Regions from separate parts of the Mus musculus genome. Here regions 1, 2, 3 and 4 are each linked to region 5. The links are chromatin loops, found by intact Hi-C in ENCODE. Cell type or tissue: left cerebral cortex. All regions are shown on one strand.

Region 1 (4,000 bases), 550 kb after region 5:
GATTGAAAGCCGGCATTCTTGTTCCTGTGAACAGCCACACTTAGCAGTAGAGTTAGCAAGCAACCTCACCAGAATCATCTGTCTAGAATAAGATCGTCTAGTCCCTTGCTTGGATGCTGTAGCTGCAAATGAGCCCTTGGTTGTAAGTATTTGAGAAAGAATAAAGCTTGATACAGAGGCAAGCCATTTGAAGTGTGAAATTCTATGTTCATAAACACACTTTGTAGCAACATGTGCCAAAGCACTAACAAAGAACTTGGTTCTGGAAATGACTTTTTGATATCTACAAGGACCTTTTTCTCTTGTCACTTCATAGATGGGAAATTATTGGGAAAGGGGAAGCCAAACAACATCACCATGCTGTGCTTACGGCCATAGCAGACTTCCAGCAGCGAAATACATGGCCAAGATGGCACTGCCAGACAAAGCAAGAGACTTACGGCATAGCCATATTCTAGAATGATCAAGATAGGGAAACTAGAGATCCTTCCTAAGGCTGTGTGTCTTTAAAATTCTTAAGACATGTGTTTCCTTATTCATGTGTTTAGTGTATGTGCATATGAATGGTGTGTGAGTGTGGAGTGTGGGTGATGGGCTGGAGTAAGCTCTCTCCGTATACCACGTGGGACCTTTGGATGAAACTCAGGTTGCTAAACTTGGAGAAAACCACCTTTATATGGTGGGTCTTTTCACGGAGACACAGGGATTTGTATTGAACTTACACAGCAATGAAGAGTCCTTCTGTTAGTAGCTATGAACTAAACAAATAAACAAACAAAACCAGAATGTTTCTTTTATGGAGCCCGGAGAGATGGATCAGTGGTAAAGTGTGCTGCTGCTCTTGCACAGGACCCAAAGTCAGTTCCCAGCACCCATCTCAGGTGTATCACAACCACCTGTACCTCCAGCTACAGGGCAATCCTAGAGTATAATCTCTGGGGCAGCTACTCTCACACACACATATGCACTTGCACATAATCCACATAATTACAAGCTAGTAAGATTAAATCTTTGAAAAAAAAATATTGGAGTAATTAGTCATTAAATTAAACATGTATCCAGTTCCAAATCATGATCTTCATATTCAGCCTCTCTTGCCAGGGCAAAGCCTGGGATACAAGAAGTAGCACTGTGCCTTTATTTCCTGCAGCTAGAGAACGCATCTCTCATCCCAGCCTCTGTGCCTGGAGATAGAGTGGGTAACTGCTCCTCTAGCCCAGATTACCTTCTCATGGAGCAGCAAGGTTCATTATACCCCCTTTATCAGCAGTGAGGTTTACAGCTGAAACCATAAGAGATCCGTGTGAAACATGAGCCAAGAGAGAGGTACTGAGTCTCGCCAGTAATAAGCCCTCTTCAGGGATCCAGCATTAGTGAGATTCAGGGGATCATGGAGCACAGGGGGATCATTTTTACATGATTATTCTAAATTCTTAAACCAGAGGCTTAAGAGAGCGGCTTCCCACAAAGCAGCCGTGGGAATTGTTGAATGATCACTACAACACATGCAGTGGGTTTAGCCACTCCAGGTAGCTCCAAGTGCGGTTCCCCAGCAGGTACTCAGCTACGTGCTTTCCAGGGGAAAAGTGGAGGAGGGGGAGGAAGGGCTATCCTGAGGAAAGGTTTTCTCACTCTGTCAGCCTTGGGCACTCCTCATTAGCAGAGTTGGCAGCTCCTCCCTCTTCCTTCCTCCACTGTAAGATTTGCTTGGCTTCTCACCAGTCTGGTGTTTTTGCATTCTCTGCAGATTACCACTTGTCCATAAAAAGGACTGAACTTACTGTGTGTGTTCTCCTGGACAGACTGTGGAGGAGGGCTTAGAACGACCTGCCAAATACAGGCTTCAGTTCTCAGCACTCATCTTTCCATTTCCAGAAATAATGCTTAGCTTTAGAGGAAAAAATACTGATTCTATTTCCTGCCTTTCTTTGACCCAAACTTCCAAATCCTCTTGTATTCTATTCAGAAGAGAACTTTACCATTTATCCATGACTTCCTTATCCCAGACAGTCAAGGAGTCCAATGGTTCAGAGCAATGGCTATCAGCTTTTAGTTACAACAGGCCAACAGTAACAAAAGGACCTTTGGTTTGGGGAAACCAGATACATCCTTTTATCTATCTCACAATGTGCTAAAGACCTAGAAAATGGATCAAAGTCCATGTATACCTTCACTATCTAAACTCCAGTAAGTTTCTCATCTGATAAGCTGTCTTCAGGGATCTGGCATTATCACGATTCAGTGGATCATGTAGCTCAGGGGATCATTTCGTGAAGGGGTATGATTGAGGTTCATTGTGGAATTAGTAGTCATTTGCTTCTTCAAAAGTCTATGTCATCCCCTCCCATTGAGAGACTGAGAAGTAGAATCTGGCTGCATTCATGTCTTCTCCAACAATAAGGACTCTTGGCACAGCCTGGGCTAAACTACACTACAGGCTAAATGATATGATGGGGATGCAATTTGGACATTTTCAAATACTTCTGTTCTCACATTTATTTGAAAAAAAATTTCAAAGTGTTTGGATCATATTATATATAAATATTTAAACTGCCATGTACTGAATCATCTTCCTTCCACACCCACAGTTTGAAGTAATAACTGCAAATATAGTCATATTGAAGGAGATAAAATAAAATGAGGTCAGAGAGCAGGGTCTGGCGTTCTTTCACAAAGGCATGGAGATACTAGAGTTCTCTTTCTCTGTACATTACCAAGCAAAGATAAAGAAGAGTGCTTCACTGACGACCATCTCAGCTTCTCGAACATGGACATCCATTCTCCAGAGGTGTGGGACATTACATTTGTTCCCAGTATCTCTTCAATCATTCTGGTAGCTTGATAAAGGCAAACACCTAAGAGTTCTGTTAGATACGTGTCAAAACAGTGCCAGCGCCAGGAGTCAAATGTGCATGTGTGACCTTGGCTGATGTTAGGAGTTGAATTCCAGTGTGTGCATGTGGTTCTGTGTGTGCTGATGTCTCATGTGCATGTGAGTCTTCCTGTGCTGTTGTCATGCTACAGTTTGGGGTATGGGGAATATTGGAGTATGTTCCAATTTTGAGAAATAAACAAAGACTTGATGTTCAATATTGTGTACCCCTCTGCTTGTTGATCTATCCAAGGTAAGAATGCCCATGGCATTTAATGGGAAGAGAAGGGAAACCTGTTTATAAAAAAGTCAAAAAGCTCAAAATAAACCACAAGAGGAAGTCTGTGGATATATCCACATGAAGAGATGGTATGCTTTTTTTGTCTCACAAATCCTGCATATGTGTATAACATGAGAGCGATTCAGACCTGTTCTCTCATAAAAATTAAGAGCAATGTTTACTTTTAAGAACAGATTGGTGGTATGGAAAATAAAGCTAACATTCTACATAAGACAATTCACATGAATCTGAGATTTAGGTGTAAGAACAAACTATAAAACACTATAAGAAAACTTTAGTACCTATTCATATGGTTTTGAAGTAGGTAAAATATTTTCAATGTGAAATTGAAATTTTTTAAATTATTTTTTTATGTGTGTTTATTTTCTTTTGCTATTTTGTATCTTCTTAAAAGTTAGTGATACAAGCTCTGAGCCACCTTGGGCACAAACTTGACAGGCTGTCCCATGGTCCCCAGAGGACTCTCCACACTCCAGGCACCCTAGCACACCCAGGATCTTAGAATCATGGGTGAGTGGGATGCAATATCTGTTCCAAAACAATCATGAGGGGCCTGTGCCAGCAGGAGCAGGGACACAGAAAATCTGCCCGACCAGCGACTCAGGTTCCTTCTGGTCTGCTCCAGCTCTGGGCCATCTTGGGCACAAACTCAGAGGACTGTACAACAGTAGCCAGAGGACTCTACATGCCCCAGGTGCCTTAACACGCCCAGGATCTTAGGATCACTGGTGACTGGAATGCAACATCTGTCCCAACACAACTGGGAGTGTCTGAGGCCAGCAGGAGCAGGGACACAAAAGCCTGACCTGACCAGCAGTGAAGGTTCC
Region 2 (4,000 bases), 1.9 Mb after region 5:
CTCCTATGCTAATATGATCAATAATTATGCAGAGGGCAATAATATTAAACTGCTTTTATCCCCTGAAGGGAATGCTTATGTGCTTGAGATAGTGACTTTTTTAGTATATTCCAAAACCTCTGCAGATTTTATTCATGCAAGAGAAGTTTGACCTTCAACTAAACTCAAATCTATAATTTAAAGTGGCCTCTTTGACTCAAAATCCTCTCCATTTCCATGCCAAATGGGTCATCGGCTGCTCTCCAAGTAATATTCACTCCAGAGGACCGTCCCAGCTACCCATACACACACACTTTTGCATTTCTGCTCACAGACTTAAGTTACCCTCTCCAATATGTGACTGCAGCCTAATTGATAGCGGAATGCAAGAAGAGAATCTCAGGCGCTGGCTGCGGCAGACTAGCCGCCTTCCCTCAGAGAATTCTTTTACTTGTCTTTTAAATTTTCCTTTCTTGTCAAAATTGCAGGTGCAGATAAATGCTGGAATCTTATCTCAATCAGAAAGTGCTATGAACAAGAAAAGATGGAGAGTTTTGATTGTCGTTGAGGACAGAGCCGCAAACAGCTGGAGGCCTGCCGTTCCCTTTAGCTCCCATCCATCTGAGGGAAAGAAAAATGCACGGCGAACTTCACTCAATCTGTGCAGAAAGATGAGGACATTCACACTGAAATGAAGAACCACACTCCCCAGACAGTGTTAACCCAGAGAGCGGCATTGCTGCCAGCTGCAGAGACCTCGAGTGTGGTAGGCATGACCTTGGCAAGGTGGCCACGGGGAAACCCTGAGGAATTACTGGACCAGAGGCTTTCATGGAGCCCTAGGAATTTCTCCTCAGCCAGGTTTCCTTTCTCCAGATAAAACAAAGGTGTTTTAAATGACTTTCAACTAAACCTAGAGATGATTACGGGAAGGAAGACACAGACAAACAAGAAGCCTCTGCGTTCTACCGCTCCCACAGCCAGCCTGCCAGCCCATGCCAGCGGTGAAGGGCCTTTACTGACGCTGTCTCTCATTCACGCTGGATGCGCATGCTCCGTATCAGCATCAGAGAGTGTGTTGTGAATTTTGAGTTCAGCCTTGGTCCAGCTCTGGGCATACTGCAATGGCTCAATGAAGAACTTGAATACAGTTCCTCCATATTTTGTCAATGTATAAAAACATCAGAATTTGTTCATGATGTTAATTTTTCCTTTCCTGTTTCTGGTCCTAATTCCTCTTTTTCCCTACGTTTTTAGTATTTCCCTCAGACTCAAAGTACCCATCAGTCACTGTGAGCCCCAAGTACTGGAAATGTGGTTACTTCAAACTGAGATGTGCTGTAGGTCAAAAATGCACACTAAAGAGCGCTCTAAAGGGCAGTGTGGTGAACACTGTGGAGATTCTCTTCATGTTAAAATGGTCACATTTGAGATATTTTGGGTAAAGCCAAAAACAGTATTAAAATTGATTTTTATCAGTTTATGTTGTTAAATATGCCTTCCAGAAAACCTAAAACAACTAAATTGAATGGTTCATCTAGAGAGCACTAGCTCCTGTTCGCACCTGGCCCCTTCTTCTCCATGCTTCTCTGTCTCTCTGTCTCTGTCACCCTAACCCCCACCCCTGACAGTCCAAGAAGACCTGAAATCACAACCATCTCCATGAAGTCCCTGAAGAAGCAGTTTCTCTCTGCCAAGCTACACAGGTCCTGGCAGCGGGGCGAACTTTGCTGCCCTCTGCTGGTCACACTGTAATTCCGTGAACTCAAGCAGCATTCATCTCCTGGCTGGCATGGCTTTTCCTGCGCACTTTTCTGATTCTCTTCCCCCTATTGTTAGCATCTTAAGTTTAAGTATAGTGGTGATTGGCTGAACAGATGGCCCACCAGGTAAAGACAGCAAGCTTAAACCCACATAGCTGAAAAGCATATTCCATTCCTGTAAATTATCCTCAGACCTCCACACACAAACACTCCACACACACACACACACACACACACACACACACACACACACACACACACACACAGATTTATAAGGAAATAAATTTCAAGTAAGAAAATAAATGGGTGGTGTGTCTAGAAAAAGAGACTCTATCTTTTAAAAAAGAGTAGAGTTTTGGGGACAGCAGCTTTTTAGCTCTGTTTATGAGCCAGGCACGCCTATAGTCCTAGCACTGGAAGGCTTGCACAGTGGAGGATAGCCTCTGCTATGCAACATGATCAAAAACAAAACAACTTTTTAAAAAGCCATTAAGAATTCCTTGCAGGAAGACAAAGGTATCTTCTAGTGTCCGTACTCCTCACCAACGACTGCTATCCCCCATGGAATTTGTTTAATACAAGGATTAGCCACCTTTTCTACTGGAGATGGCTGGTTAGGTTTGGAAGCCCATGACTTCTTCTGGCAATACCAGGTTGCCTGCCCCACCCCGTGCCCTGCATCCCCCCACCCCCTGCAACACACACACACACACACCTTCAGAAATTCTGAAAATAAAACTTTGAAGCTGCACTTCTCAAATTTAAAGATGCCCATAGCCCATCTACGACCTTGGTAAATTTGAATCTAGTTACAATTGGTCTGGCTTTAGGCCTACCAGCCTAGGTAACAGGCTAACAGGCTCGCAGGTGATGCCCATGACCATACATAGGCAGAGTCCACGTGCACGGGTGCTCCCAGAACAGCACACCCACCCTATCTAGACACCCAAAGAGCTGTACTGTGATTGCTTCTGCCACGGCTGCTTGGGAACAAACTCAAACTGCCGTTGCTTTTGTCTGGAAAAGCAAGAATGCCCCCTTCTGACAGATCAAAATATTTACTGTAAGTGCTAAGGAAGGAAGAGTGTGGTCTGTCTCTTTCCAAAACCAATTTCTTTAGTCACTACTGATTAGAACATTTTCTTTTCCTAATAGACTAGCTGTTTAGCCTCATGTGTTGAAACCACACAGACACACATGCTAAAGAAAAGCAGGGGCATGAGCCAGGAAGGGGAACCCTCAGAGACTGTCCCAGAACGACAGAGAGACCATGGACTGGTTGCTCTTGAGAGCCGTCCACAATCTCTGGCTTTTAAACTCGGTTTCTGTCTAAATTCTTATACCTTTCCTGCCTTGATTCCTACCAAACAGATGGCATGGATGTCATCTCAGTCTGCTCTGCCCATGGTCATTAGACGCTCAGGAGGTAGAGCTGGGTCGTGTGCTTTGCTTAAACTCCACATTTGAAGCCCTTTAAATGGTGAACTGGATTCACCAAGGATATGCTTTCATTTCCAAGAATCCTGAGATGACTTCACAAACTAGGCCATTTTTAGATGCTTAAGATACTGCATTCCTGAAACAAAGCCCTTTGTGGGGAAAATCTTAAATGACCAAAAACACAGTGTACACATGAGATGAAGATCATCTGGCCAGTCTGTTTCTGGCTTAATATCTAAGGGATCGAGAATATGAGCCTACAGATCTGGGAGGTTGGTGTTGGGGGGGGGTTGTTTGTTTGTTTGTTTGAAGGCCAAGGACACGATACATCTTCAAAGTCAATGCCTTCCCACCCTCACCCCAGCATTTTCCAATGCTCCTCAATAGTTAGCTACATAGCTCTCATTAAAGTCGAATTTCCTTAGATGAGGAAGTCACTGAATGCCTAATCACACATGCAATGCTGAAAAAAAATATTAAGACTGCATTTACATTGCCAGTTTTCTTTCCCATTACACAACAGAAGATTTATCCCCCATCCAGCACGCAAGCATGGCTCTTGCACGCTTGCAGTTCCATAGGACATGTATTAGTACATCAGTCACTATTAGCACCAACCTTGACAATCTGGAAGTTATGCCTCTCTCGGTGTTATATATAGTCTTTCTTCTGGGCTAGAAACTGAACCAAACCAAAAATAATCACGAAATCCCACATCCTGGCTGTCACATACCCAGACGGGGTGACATTGCAACACCCCAGGGCCCCACAGATCTCCTGTGAGCTCTGTGGATTTCTGCCATGGGCTGCACCCACGC
Region 3 (4,000 bases), 1.1 Mb before region 5:
TTGATCTTAGGAAAAAGGACACAGAATGGGCTCCCACCCCCTACATACACACACTTTTTAGTGAACGTGCCTTTTTCCTAGGGTTCTACTACCCATAATAAAATAAATCCCGTAGAGCAGTATTCTAGCATCTTTTATTCACAGGAATGCAGAAGTCACCCAAGAGATGGGCCAAATTCAATGCCAAGTATGCAAACCTCCTTTGTAGGTACTTTGGTAGACTATTGAGTCATATTCTCTTAATCACGCTTGGAACCCTTCTCATATTTCCTAGGGGAGCTATTCTGGTCCACACAAAGGCACACTATCAGAGTGGGTGTGGTATTTTGAATCACAGGAGTAGTTGTGCAACACCCATGTCCACTATTCGAACATTTATTTCTTGTGTACCCAAGATTATCAAAGCATTGTAGCAGAAAGCCACTGTCCAAGAGGCAGAATTAGCAACAGCGTCCAAGTAGGAGCTGAAGCCCAAAAGGAGAGAGATCAAGGGCAGGAAGGAATTCTAAGGGCCACTTTGAAATTCGAAACTAAAAAGATCTGATATTCTATCTGTAGGCATTTTCAGGCTAGAATAGGGTGGCGGTTGGGAGGGGGAGAAAGGAGAAGAAAAACTGCGTGTACAAAGAAAGCTTGCTTGGCCTGTGGCCAAGAAAAGAGGCATCACAAACTGGGAGGAGTTTGAAGGCAACACAAAAGAACCTAGAGCCAAAGGACAGAGGGGGAGACAACCCAACTTAAAAGCTCTGGGCCAATGCTGGTTGCTTCAAAGCCGTGCTAGCTTCTTATACATGTTTGTCTCCCCCAACACCAAGGGTTTGTCACTGCTGTTGTCATCTCCAGTGACTGGAAAGCAAAATAAAGCTGCACAGGCTCCCCCACCTCTACTGAGATGGCTTCAGACATGGAAATAGCCCAGTACAACCTTCACCACAAAGGAGCGTTCCTCTCTCGCTTCCCTTTGCTCCCTGAGACGCATCTTTATGCAAAGGGGCAGATGTCATCATGACAGGGACCAGGAGATGTGTACATCAGGTGGACAGAATGTTCACTGTGGGCTTATCAGCCTAAAAGCTGCAGATAACTGGAGGTGAAGAGAGAACTGAGTGGTATGCAAAGTGGGAGGCCAGCTAGGCAGAAGGAAGCCTTTGACCTTGGAGAGGCGAGGCGGAGTCGTACCAAAGTGTAGGGTGGGAGTGGGGGAATGGAATGAGGAATTCCGTGCTGTAATATATTCTGGTAAAAATGGGGCTGTCATCTTGAGCTACAAGTTAGAAAGTTATTACTTTTAATATGCCACTACCTTAGGCCTATACTGTTATGTAAAAGAAAAATAACCTTGTGTGACAGTTTAACATTGATCGATGTGCCTGCCAAACGCGAAGAGATAAATAAGCAGGTGATGAATAAACACCACTTCAAGTAAAGACATTACGCCGCATGCATAAAACGGCGCCAGGCACCTAGGAGCTGTGGGTGGCCGAAGGTTGGCCATTTCATGCCCACTCAGTAAAGCAGACTTAATCGCTTCCAATATTTTCTGTTAAAAAGCACGCTTAATGAGCCAATTTCACAAGCCCAGAGAAACTGATTATTATCTCCGAGTTCCAACAGAGTTGGTTGTTTTCCAAGAGCCAGCTCTTTTTTTTCCTTGATGGGATAAAATCCTTTTTTAAAAGAGAGAGAGAAAAGAGAGAGGGGTGCCAGAAGAGAGAGAGAGAGAGAGAGAGAGAGAGAGAGAAGAGAGAGAAGGGGGAGTGAGAGAGGGAGGGAGGGAGAGAGGGAGGGAGGGAGGGAGGGAGAGAGAGAGAGAGAGAGAGAGAGAGAGAGAGAGAGAGAGAGAGAGAGAGAGAGAGAGAGAGAGAGAGAGAGAGAGAGAGAATATGTGAGCCAAGGAGCCAGCCTGAGGGCACAGACTCCTGCTCACCAGGCAAGAATGGCCGCTAGATGGCAGTGTTACCCTGCAATCTGCCCCAGGGCCCAACTAGGTCTGGACAGAAAGCTAGGAGGGTAATTAAAGCTCAAAGCAGCCGCCTGAAGAGTTCACACCCTACCACAGTGCAGGCCCTTTGTCCAGTTTCTTCATGCCCAAGCAGCTAGAAGGCAAGAGACAAAGGGACAGCCCCCAAAGGCCTCCGTCCCTCTAACAAGCAAGGTTTGAGCATTGCCTGCTAGGCTTCCTTTCTTTGGGTGCAAGAGTCCTTTCTCTGGTGACATATTTACACGGAGAGCTTGGCCATCACTGTGTACCTTACAGGATGAAGCAGACGACTACTGGGGGCAAAAATTCCAGAAGACAGAAATCTCACCTTTACCTTTTTTTATTTTTTTCAGGAGAGTGGCCCCTTTTCTTTTCTTTTCTTTTCTTTTCTTTTCTCCTTTTCTTCTCTTTTTCTTTTCCTTTTCCCCTTTTCTCTTCTATGCACTTTGCACACTCCCCCGCCCCCACAACGTTTGTTTTTGTTTGTTTTTGTTTTTGTTTGTTTGCATAGTTTCAGTAAGAGGTCTACAAAAATGGATACGAATAGGGTGGAAAATGGATACGAATAGGGTGGAGGGAAAGAGAAAGACAGTGCCCATGATGGTGAGAACAGGAACATATAACACTTTGTGTTTCTGACTGAGTTCATGAGAAGGCAGCTCACTGAAGGCCTGAGAAGTACTTTTCTTTCTGGTTAGAAGTTGCTCCTGTAATAACAGACTATGACAGAAAAGCATTCGTATTTTCTCGCCTTGTTTTATAAAATGACAGGTGCATAAGGAAACAAACACCCAAAGATGGAGGGAAAGGTGTGTGTTTGCTTGCTTGTGCTTGGTGAGGTCCAGCTCGCCAAGGCTAGCAAGGACCCTTGAGGTCTTTTGCCTGTCCTTTTGTCTCCAGGATGACACCTGCCCAGTGAGGCTCTTGAGTAACTTCTCTGCTTCGGGTGCCTTCTCCAGTCACCTGTGGTAAATACGCTCTGGAGTTGGTCCTTTCTACAGTTCCGTTTCTGTTTTATCCCTAGCATCTCTGCTTTGCTGCTCTACAGAAGCAGACTCCAAGTGGTATTTTCTCTGAAGCTTCTAAATGCTCCTCAGACGTCCTGATTCTTCTCTGTAATGGACCAATCGTTGCTAAGCATTACTTCATTCTTCTCTCATAGGTGTCTAGAAGTAAAAGATAAGAGCCGAGAATTATTTTTGCTCTATTGCTAACTCTCTTCTCCTTTGAATCATCAGAGACAAAATTAACCTCAAAATTCATGAATTTAATACTTCTGTCACACATCTTGAGAACATTCTCTTACAGAAAAAGAACACACATCAATTATTTGGTTAGCTGATAAGAAATGAAAGGCCAAGTTTGGAAAATGTTCAAGTTTTCTATGAATATTCATAAATAATGAACTTGCATCTCAAAATTTTCGCATCACAAAAGTTAAAAGAACATACATAGTAAGTGATATCTGAATGTATCATTTCTGAGAGGGGAGGGTCCCCCAGACGTCCACTGTCTTTTCCCACAACAGTGTGTTAGGCACTGTGAACAGAGCCTGGGTCTACTGTCCTCGAGCACACTGGCTGGTGGCTTCAAAACAGTAATGAGGTCAAGGAGAACGGTCTCCAGAGTTGGTCCCTTGCCTGGACCTAGGAGGTCCTTGATGGCTGCTGGACTTAATTAGTTGAAGAGCCAGGAAAGAATAATCGTGTTGCCTAGGGCTGCCACAAATGGATACTGTACACCAGCTGGCTTGAGAAGACAGAGACTACCTTTTTTTTCACCATTTTGGTAGTTTCAAGTGTGCAGTGTTCAGTTCTGAGGGAAAATGCATTCCTTTCCTGTGTTCAAGCTTCCAGAGGCTGCCAGCCCTGGAAAGTTACCACGTGACATGTCAGGTGGGGTAGATAATTCATAAGATGGTGGCAATAATCACGGTACCTTGTAAATCAAATGCTAATTTGCAAGCCTTAAATACATATAACTTGTAAAATGGATATTTATTAATAAGGGGATGGTTTG
Region 4 (4,000 bases), 210 kb before region 5:
TTAGGGGAACTTGAGACCTTCTTAAGTTCACAGAATTCTTTCCAAGATGACAGAACTGGGCTCAGAACTCAGGTGCCTGAATGTCCATCTGAGTCGTCCCATTATTTGACAATTTGCTCAGGGCCATGGCTGATGACTTAGCACTGATAACTGTGCCCTGATGGGAAATGAAACCCGAGGGCCAGGGTGCTACATTTATTTGGGGTTTAGGTCTTGGCTGAATGAGAAGGGACAAAGGGGATTTCCTATTTCTAATGAGCACTTAAGGCTTTTCATCTTTTAAAGGCTGTTTTCTCATCATACGCAGTAGAACCTGTTTTTAAGATATCTTCTTAGAAAAAACACAGATTCTCCTCAATCCTACTCAACCCCCCTTTTCAGTATGTTGGATCACTTTTATTAAGTGAAAATGTTCTGCAGTCTGAAGGGCTGGGCAGCTGTTAGAAACCCCCATGTTCCCACTAGCCGGGGGGGGGGGGCGGGGGCGGGGGGATTGCCCCGTTCTTTATTTCCTGGCTGCTTGGCACAGTCCTTCCACAACATACAACAAACCCCCATTATAAAGGATTATATGATAAGTCAATGAGCAAGTGAAATATGGCAACCAAATGGTGACTCCCAATTACATGAAAAACGAGTGTAATCACCCCTGCTGCAATGCCTGTCTGTTGGCAAAGTGTTTGATCTCCTTGAGAAGCATTAAAAGAAGGCCCAGTGCATTAAATAAAAATATCAGCTCTCTGTGTAATCACAAAAGTTAATACGGTCACTTAAGAAAAAGGTCTAATTGGTGTCCTAAAGGGAAACCTACTAGGCTATGTAAAGTAGCTATTATAAAAATGTTTAGCCTTCAGAGTGTATTTCAGACAGTATTTTTGTTGCCAGGTTTGTCAGCCAAAAATTCACTAAGCAGATTTGTTAGGGGCCATAATCTCTAAAACAGACATTGGCATAGGGATTAAAGATCAAGAAAATTATATACGTTTTGTATTCATATGCCAAGATTCCTTTTTCAAATAAGTTTATTTTGTGTGGGATTTAACCAGAAACATGGCTATCTTTGTTTGGTATTTAAGGCAATAGCATTTCCTGTGAAGGAATTAAAAAATAAAAATAAAATAAAAAAAATGACAGTGTTCCATTCACAGATTTAGGGTGGTTGTGGACTAGGCCAAGCTGTCTTGACATCTCCCTTTCTGACAGTCTTCAATGTAATGCTCTCTAAGGATGCTCATCTCTAAAATGCTATGATCTAGATCTAGTCTGGGTGATAGATCCCAGATGCAGCAAGAAAAAGTTCCCTTCGCTGTGATAATATAGTCTTCAGTGTTCAATAGAAGGACTGGTTGCTTTCCTCAACCAGTTGTTAGAAAATGCTAGAAAAAGTAGGAAAATGCAGTCTGGATTCTCATTAACTCATATATGGAATGCTTTCCCCCAAACTGTGGAGAGTTCTGGGAGGTGGGCAGGGTCATTTGCGAGAGCTATATAGAATAACACTTGACTTCTTTACACTTTTAAGATGAGTGTGGATGAAACCTATGGTAATAATTCATAACTTCAACAATACGTTAACAGAGAAAGCCTAGCCCTATAGATAACCAACCACAGGATACCAAAAATTAATTTACTTAGATGGAAAGGGAGTCATACATGATTTGTACAGGAACCTTCAAAGGCACTTATACTAAAGCGTTTCTGAGCCACTTTTAAATTATATCTTCATCACACAAATGAAATCTCGCATGGAGAACCGCTGACTGTGAGAAGTGGCCAGCCATCTTCCCGGGCTTTATTCAGACTTCACATCCAATCACAGGGGCAGACATAAATACATCACAGTGCTTCTGCAAAGGCTCCCAAGGTATCTATATAAAGACAGACTGCCAGAGGTCCTCCCGAAGAGATTGCTTTCCCTCCATCTCTCCTTTTCATTTTGCAATCACTATATTAACTCTGAGATCTATCTCTTAAAAAGAATTTGGAAACAAATTATAGGCCCCTTTCTGGCTGCAGGTATAATTTTCCATATTTTCTTGAGACAGATTCTTAACACACTGAAGAAATTGTTACTAAATGGGAACTCTGGGAAGTATCTGAACTGAGCTGAGGCTTCGACATCGGAATTCCACCCAGAGAGCAGATTTCCAATCCTGTGGCATCCAGGGACTTCTGTCTCAGCTTTGCATTCTGTTCAGTACAACAGAGAGGCAAAGAACGTGCCTGCTGGCCGTGTTCATGCTCACATAGACACTAGGGGGTGTCCAAGGACCAAACGTAGTCCTCTTTCCCTTCAGTCTTGTCTCCTCAGTGCTCAGAGGTCCAGCTAACTTAAAACACAGGAACTACAGGAAAAATCTATCCAATTAATTCCTGTTTTCTGCCAAAATGCATGATGTGGGGTCAGTCTCCTCATGAGTCCTGATCCCCCTGGTCCTCTGGCAGCAACTGTAATCTCAGGGTTTTGAATCCTAGGCTATCCCATGATAAGCCACAGGTACCAAGGCGTGGGGTACAAGCTGTTTACCTGTGTTTGCCTGAAGTGTTGTGTTGTGGAAGTTAATTTCAGTTTAGGTCTGCCCACAGTGCACTATGGCAGGGGGGAGACGGCAACAAGGCAGGTCTCTGCCCTCTCATTTTCCTGTGGTTCCGATGGCTTTTTAATGTAGATTATTTGTTGATTACTTCTTATTAGCCAACATTTGCTTTTGCTACTGAGGACATCTTTAGGACTTTGGTCTTGGGCTTCTTTATGAATACCTATTACTTCTTAATTATGATGATCTAATAAGATACGTCTTTCATTTTCATCTGCCATCTCTCTTCCCCTGTGATTCTTTTCCCTTTACTATTGGTCCCCAAGGGCATGTTACAGGCTCGTTTTCTTTATTGTTCCCATATTCCTCCACCCCTCCTGGTGAATTAAAAAAATAAATAGAATGCATTTTAAGGATGACAACAGTAATAATAAAGCCAGGAAATGCTTTCCAGCTAAATGCACTCATTTGAGGGCCTATTGAAAATAGTGTAAACCTAATTGAAGTAGTCAACCCCTCCCATACAGGTCAGGCTACACGCTATTAAAATGAAGGTAAGACAAAGCTGGTGACATTTCTGCATTTTCCAGTCTCACTTTTCCTGAGACATATCAATAGTATTGACAATATTATTGCGTTGTGCTTCTTAGTGACCTGAGCTGATATATTGTGGGCCAGGATAATTCTTTCTAAATGAAACCTTGTCGAATTCTTTACCGAAACAGCAAAAGGGAAATAATCATGATTCAATGTGTAGGAACTGAATATCAAAATTGTATCATTTGATGATCCAATAACACCAATCATTTAGCTTATATGGACACTCAATGCCCTCCAACTGTAGCTGTGAAAGGTTTAAGTATATTTCATAAATATGGGGGATTATGGAAATAACCCAAGAAATGTCTTTTGTGAAATGACCAAGGTGGTTGCATCTGTGAAGAAGGATCTCATATTTATTGCATTACAGCTTATGCAAGCTCATCAAGAGTTATTCCTTGGTCCAAGGCTCTTAGTGAAGTTCTGTGAGATGGAACTGCCGATCACATTTGATGGCAAAGCACTAGCAGCTGGGAAACTGCTCTTTCTCTCCCCTCTCATTTCCCAAACAATGTTTGCACTGATTAATACTATGCAACAAGACATGACGCAGAGATTGTGTTGGCATTGTATTCTGATGACCCCACACATTGTGTGCGCTCTGTGGTTCCTTTTGCTGTTCATAGTTATATGGGTTTATCAGAAATTACATGTCAGGCTCCCGATGAGTGTAATTGTATACTGATTGTGTATAGTTTTTTAAACCTCATTATTAGCCTTGTATGCAAACCAAATAAAAGGAAAGTTTAAAAAAGGAAAAAGAAAATAGCCTCCACTGGACGTCATGTCAGAGCCCAGGTGTTTGAGCCGAGATGCAGGGGGGAAACAAAATGTTCTCTCAGGGACATCTGCTGCAGCCATGT
Region 5 (4,000 bases):
CTTGTTTGTACTCTGTATATGACTGTGAAGCCTCTCACTTCTAAGTGTAGGAATGTAACTCACTTATAAACCTTGTGTTTTAGTGGTAAAAACACATGACTTATGTCAACCTTAGCTTCCAAGTATTCTGAGCTCAGGCCTGTCAGTGGAACGTAAAAAACCATGGGATGAGCAGTACTGTGGCAAATGACAAGAAGATAGTATCCTTTTGCAATTATAGGATGAGCCTTACAGCTCTTCTTCCTCAGAAATATATATATATGTCATTAGATAGATAAAGAACGTGTACAAAAATCAAAAATACAGTCCATTCTGATCAAACAAGACATATACCAATGAAATGTACTATTGATACCAAATGCAGATGTAAATAGAATGAGTTATGAGACTATTGGCATAGCAGGGCATATGAAGGCACAAAGCAACAACCTGCTGCAAGATATGTTAGAAGTGTGACTGAGAAAGAAGAACCAAAGCCCATTATATTTTCCTCAACCCATGGCATCTTGGTTAGGATGCTCAATGAAAGTACTATTTAATAATACACCCACACAGGCCACCAAAGAGTCTCCTTCCTCAACCTACTGAGAAAGCTACTCGAGTTGACTGGGTCGGACTGACAATGAGGATGTTTCACTGACTGGCCTTTGCAGTCAGCACACATCATCCCTGAGACCCATTGTGTTACAAGATTGGAAAGGCAGCTAGCTGTAAGTGGAACATTTTCACCTTTATGAGAATTTCTAGCTATTTCCAGGGGGAAAAAAAAAAGCAAAACAGGAGCCCAAACTGTACTCTTTGCCCATCCAGGACAGAAAGTATGCTCTTTCCATGACCCAGGGTCTGACTTGCTATATCCCTGTCTCTGTCTTTCTTTCTCTCTCTGTCTCTTTTCCTCTCTCCTCTTTCTGTTCTCATTCACGTGTTTGTGCTCTCCGCTGCTTGTTTACTCTGCCTTTTATTTCTCTGGTTTATCACTGGCTCCTTTGCTTCCCATCATTTGATACATTATAAGTTTGGAATCTTTACCAGTTGTCCCCTTCAAAGAAAGCCCATTTCCTCCACATAGAATGTCTTTGGAACTGTGTGAATAAATCTGTTGAGAACGGGTAGATGGTTTCTAGGTAATCTGTGCAGACAGAACTGCCATTCAGTTCTGGAGCTTCAGATCAACCATCTGCAGAGAGAACCATCAGAAGCAAATTGGTATTTATGGCGAAACTGTCCTTTGCCCTCAACCCAACATCAAATTTGAAAACTTTCCAAGCTGTATCACACGTGTACATCTGGCTTTTGATGCTTTGAGGTGTGTGTCGGTGAGGAGGAATAGAGCTGATAAATATAGTTCCATTCTTTCATCCATTGGTGACCCAATTTTCCAGAGTCATTTTGCATGCAGAGAAAAAGAGTAATGATAGGCAGAATAAAATTGTGTCGTGAAAATGTGTTAAAAAAAAAGACATTTTAAAGATATTTGGTACTAGGCAATGACTTATCAAAAAGGCATTAACTACGTCCCCAATTATAAATATTGATAGTAAGAATATAATTTATCAGTACTAAGAGATTTTTCTAGTGTGGAGATGGATCTAGGTGCAACCATTTACACTGGTATGTCCCAAGGCATTCTGGTGGGAGCATCCAAGGATCCATGAGAAAAATAAAAGGCATGGAAGTCCCTCCTTGCCTAGCAACAATGGCTCTTTTCACGAATGTAGACGCAGAGCATGTCAATTCTTCCCAACCCCTCCCTGTATTCTTCTGGGAAGAAATCCCCACTCTCACTTTCTGCGTAACTTGGTGTAGTTCATGCTGGTGCCAAGTTGGACACAAGGGGGCACCGAAGAGCCACGGATTTTGCCCTCGGACCTTTCCACGAGTACAGTTTCCAACAGCAGCAAAGGCCAGGAAACCCTGGCCTTCTGGGGCAGAATACCTTCTCCTCAAGAAGCTGGCAGACCCATCAGCATGGTGGAACGGGAGGAATCAGCAAACGTCATCCACAGCTTGTGTTTACCCCTGCTTCCATCATGGCGCTAACGTTACAGCACCCCATGATGGTGGATAAAGTACCATATTAAATTCCCCTCCCTCCTTCCTCTGCAACCTCTCTACCATTCTCTCTTTCCTTCCTTCCTATTTTCTTTAACCAATTCAGCATTGCATCATGCTGTTTTAGAGAAATTGCAACAAAAATCTATTTTAGAAGAATCACCCGATATTAGAAAAAGTGATAATAGGCTTCCCAACAATGCATGTCAAGGACTGGCATCCTGACTGCATTCTTAACAAAGAAATTATTATTTTTCAATCCATCTGTTTGCCAAAGGAGACAGTTGCTTGTTGATTTCTTCTCCGAGCTTTGTCTCCTATCCTTACCTTAACAGTGAAAAACTGGCAGGGTTCTTGACACAACCCAAAGAGCCACGGGGTAATTCGTAGGGCAACAATAAAGTTATGTGCTAGTTTCTCTCATTGAAAAGGAGATGGGGAATTTGACTATTGATTTCAATTTTTCTCTGTCTGCGCAAGAGAGCTTGAATTTTATTAAACGCAGTCAATTTGTGATGAAATATTCTTTTTATTTTTCAAGATAGATTGCTGATTTACTTTCGAATGGTGGGAAAATAAGTCTTACCTGCTGGGTGCTGAAGAGAAGCACTTATTTGCTTTATCGATTTGGTCCATTTTTGTGAGATGTTTTCTATGTATTTTTTATTTAGCTACAAAACCTGCCTACAAAAGGTCCTGGCTCCTGGACTGCTTCAGTCTCCTGGAGAGCAGTTCCGGAAAGAAAAATTTGGGATTTATAAATAATTCTCTTGACAGAGAACCATTTCTTCAGTGGAAGCCTGTCCCTCAAGTGTGAATAAGCACAGATATAACTCCTGTACTTTTTGATTGGTTAGGTTCTCTTGTAGTTTGAAAATATGAATGAAAGAAACTTTTTGTCTTCCAAGTAGGACCTGCAGCTCATTGTCAAGAAAGAGGTGTGGAGCATCAGGGGTAATGTCATTCATGCAAAAGATGCTAGCTTTCAAAAACAATCCTCTGGCCTACACGTCTTTATTTTTGTATCAGAGGATTAAAAACCTCTTTTCTGAAAACAAAATTATGGTAATACTTCTTTGACAAAAAAAAAATCTTTATTTATTGAAAGATGTGTTTTTAAAGAGCATTCAGTCACAACGGAGAATACTTGACCTGGGATTCTAAGAGGGAAATGAGTTGTGCAGCTTTCAGTAAAATGTATGTATGCTTATGTATGGGAACCAGAGTGCATCTTGGAGTGAAAAGGTGAATCATTTTCTAGGAGTTAGGATGGTAGGTGATGTAACATTTGGATTGTTTATTTTATAACATGTTTTATAGGGAAAGGGCATTGGGAATTTTCGTCACAGTGATTCGTTTGGATACACGACACCAATTATGTTATATTTTAGGGAATGTTGGAATTAAATCATTTGACTGCTGGATTGTTTCCAAGTAGTATAGAATTCCAGTGGTGATAACCACTCCCAATCCATAGAGAGCATCAGACTGAGAGTTTTCTATGTAGACTGGAAAGATAAAAGGCAAATTTTGTTACAATTTAAATTGTGACTAGTATCTTAAGGAAGTAGACCCAAGACCCATAGCACTTTAATTTCCTGGGCAATCAGGTAAGACTGGCAAGTTCTAAAGAACTCTTAAGAGTAGTATAAGGACCTACACTGGAACCAGTGGCTGAGTTGTACAGCAAGATTTTTGTTAAATGAATGCTGGTTTTTGTAGAGTATGTGTGTGTGTGTGTGTATACACGTGTGTACATGCTTGTGTGGTGTATGTGTGTGTGCATGTGTGTGATAGGGCATAGCAAAGGGTTCTCACTACAGGGAGACAACTAACTGCGTGTGAATAAGGGCACTCACTACAGAGAAACAGCAACCAACAGTGTGTGACTATTGACAAGAGCCATACTGGCACAAATGTGATGTGTAATGTGTGTATGTGTGTGTGT

The links. A loop is a pair of places that touch in the nucleus more often than their neighbours do. Peaks named below come from ENCODE experiments on the same cell type or tissue, not always from the same donor. Only the 100,000 strongest peaks of a DNase experiment are listed, where the experiment ranks them.
Region 1: it touches region 5 in a loop (4-fold over the local background); 6 of 42 quality-filtered maps call a loop at or near these places.
Region 2: a loop joins it to region 5, with 4 times the contacts of the local background. A loop is called at or near these places in 3 of 42 quality-filtered maps.
Region 3: a loop joins it to region 5, with 2.6 times the contacts of the local background. A loop is called at or near these places in 6 of 42 quality-filtered maps.
Region 4: a loop joins it to region 5, with 3 times the contacts of the local background. A loop is called at or near these places in 6 of 42 quality-filtered maps.

The regions. Positions count from the first base shown.
Region 1 is chr11:25,308,662-25,312,661 of GRCm38, reverse strand. The region is part of intron 1 of Gm12069 (predicted gene 12069); the gene reads right to left. Among named protein-coding and RNA genes, the nearest start is that of Gm12069, 9.6 kb to the right of the region's middle. In left cerebral cortex, no CTCF peak of the experiment used is centred here; a DNase peak (open chromatin) is centred at 1,722.
Region 2 is chr11:23,977,237-23,981,236 of GRCm38, reverse strand. No RefSeq gene overlaps it. Among named protein-coding and RNA genes, the nearest start is that of Papolg, 84 kb to the right of the region's middle. In left cerebral cortex, CTCF peaks have their summits at 1,716 (motif pointing left) and 2,774 (motif pointing left); DNase peaks (open chromatin) are centred at 2,211, 2,761, 3,242, 3,906 and 3 more places; H3K27ac peaks cover 1,746 bases.
Region 3 is chr11:26,959,748-26,963,747 of GRCm38, reverse strand. No RefSeq gene overlaps it. Among named protein-coding and RNA genes, the nearest start is that of Gm25387, 360 kb to the left of the region's middle. In left cerebral cortex, a CTCF peak has its summit at 1,958 (motif pointing right); DNase peaks (open chromatin) are centred at 280, 593, 1,448 and 1,964; H3K27ac peaks cover 1,796 bases.
Region 4 is chr11:26,072,348-26,076,347 of GRCm38, reverse strand. All of the region lies in intron 1 of 5730522E02Rik (RIKEN cDNA 5730522E02 gene), which reads left to right. Among named protein-coding and RNA genes, the nearest start is that of Mir6372, 130 kb to the left of the region's middle. In left cerebral cortex, a CTCF peak has its summit at 2,246 (motif pointing right); a DNase peak (open chromatin) is centred at 2,247; H3K27ac peaks cover 214 bases.
Region 5 is chr11:25,860,814-25,864,813 of GRCm38, reverse strand. All of the region lies in intron 2 of 5730522E02Rik (RIKEN cDNA 5730522E02 gene), which reads left to right. Among named protein-coding and RNA genes, the nearest start is that of Gm51856, 79 kb to the right of the region's middle. In left cerebral cortex, a CTCF peak has its summit at 1,826 (motif pointing right); a DNase peak (open chromatin) is centred at 1,857; H3K27ac peaks cover 475 bases.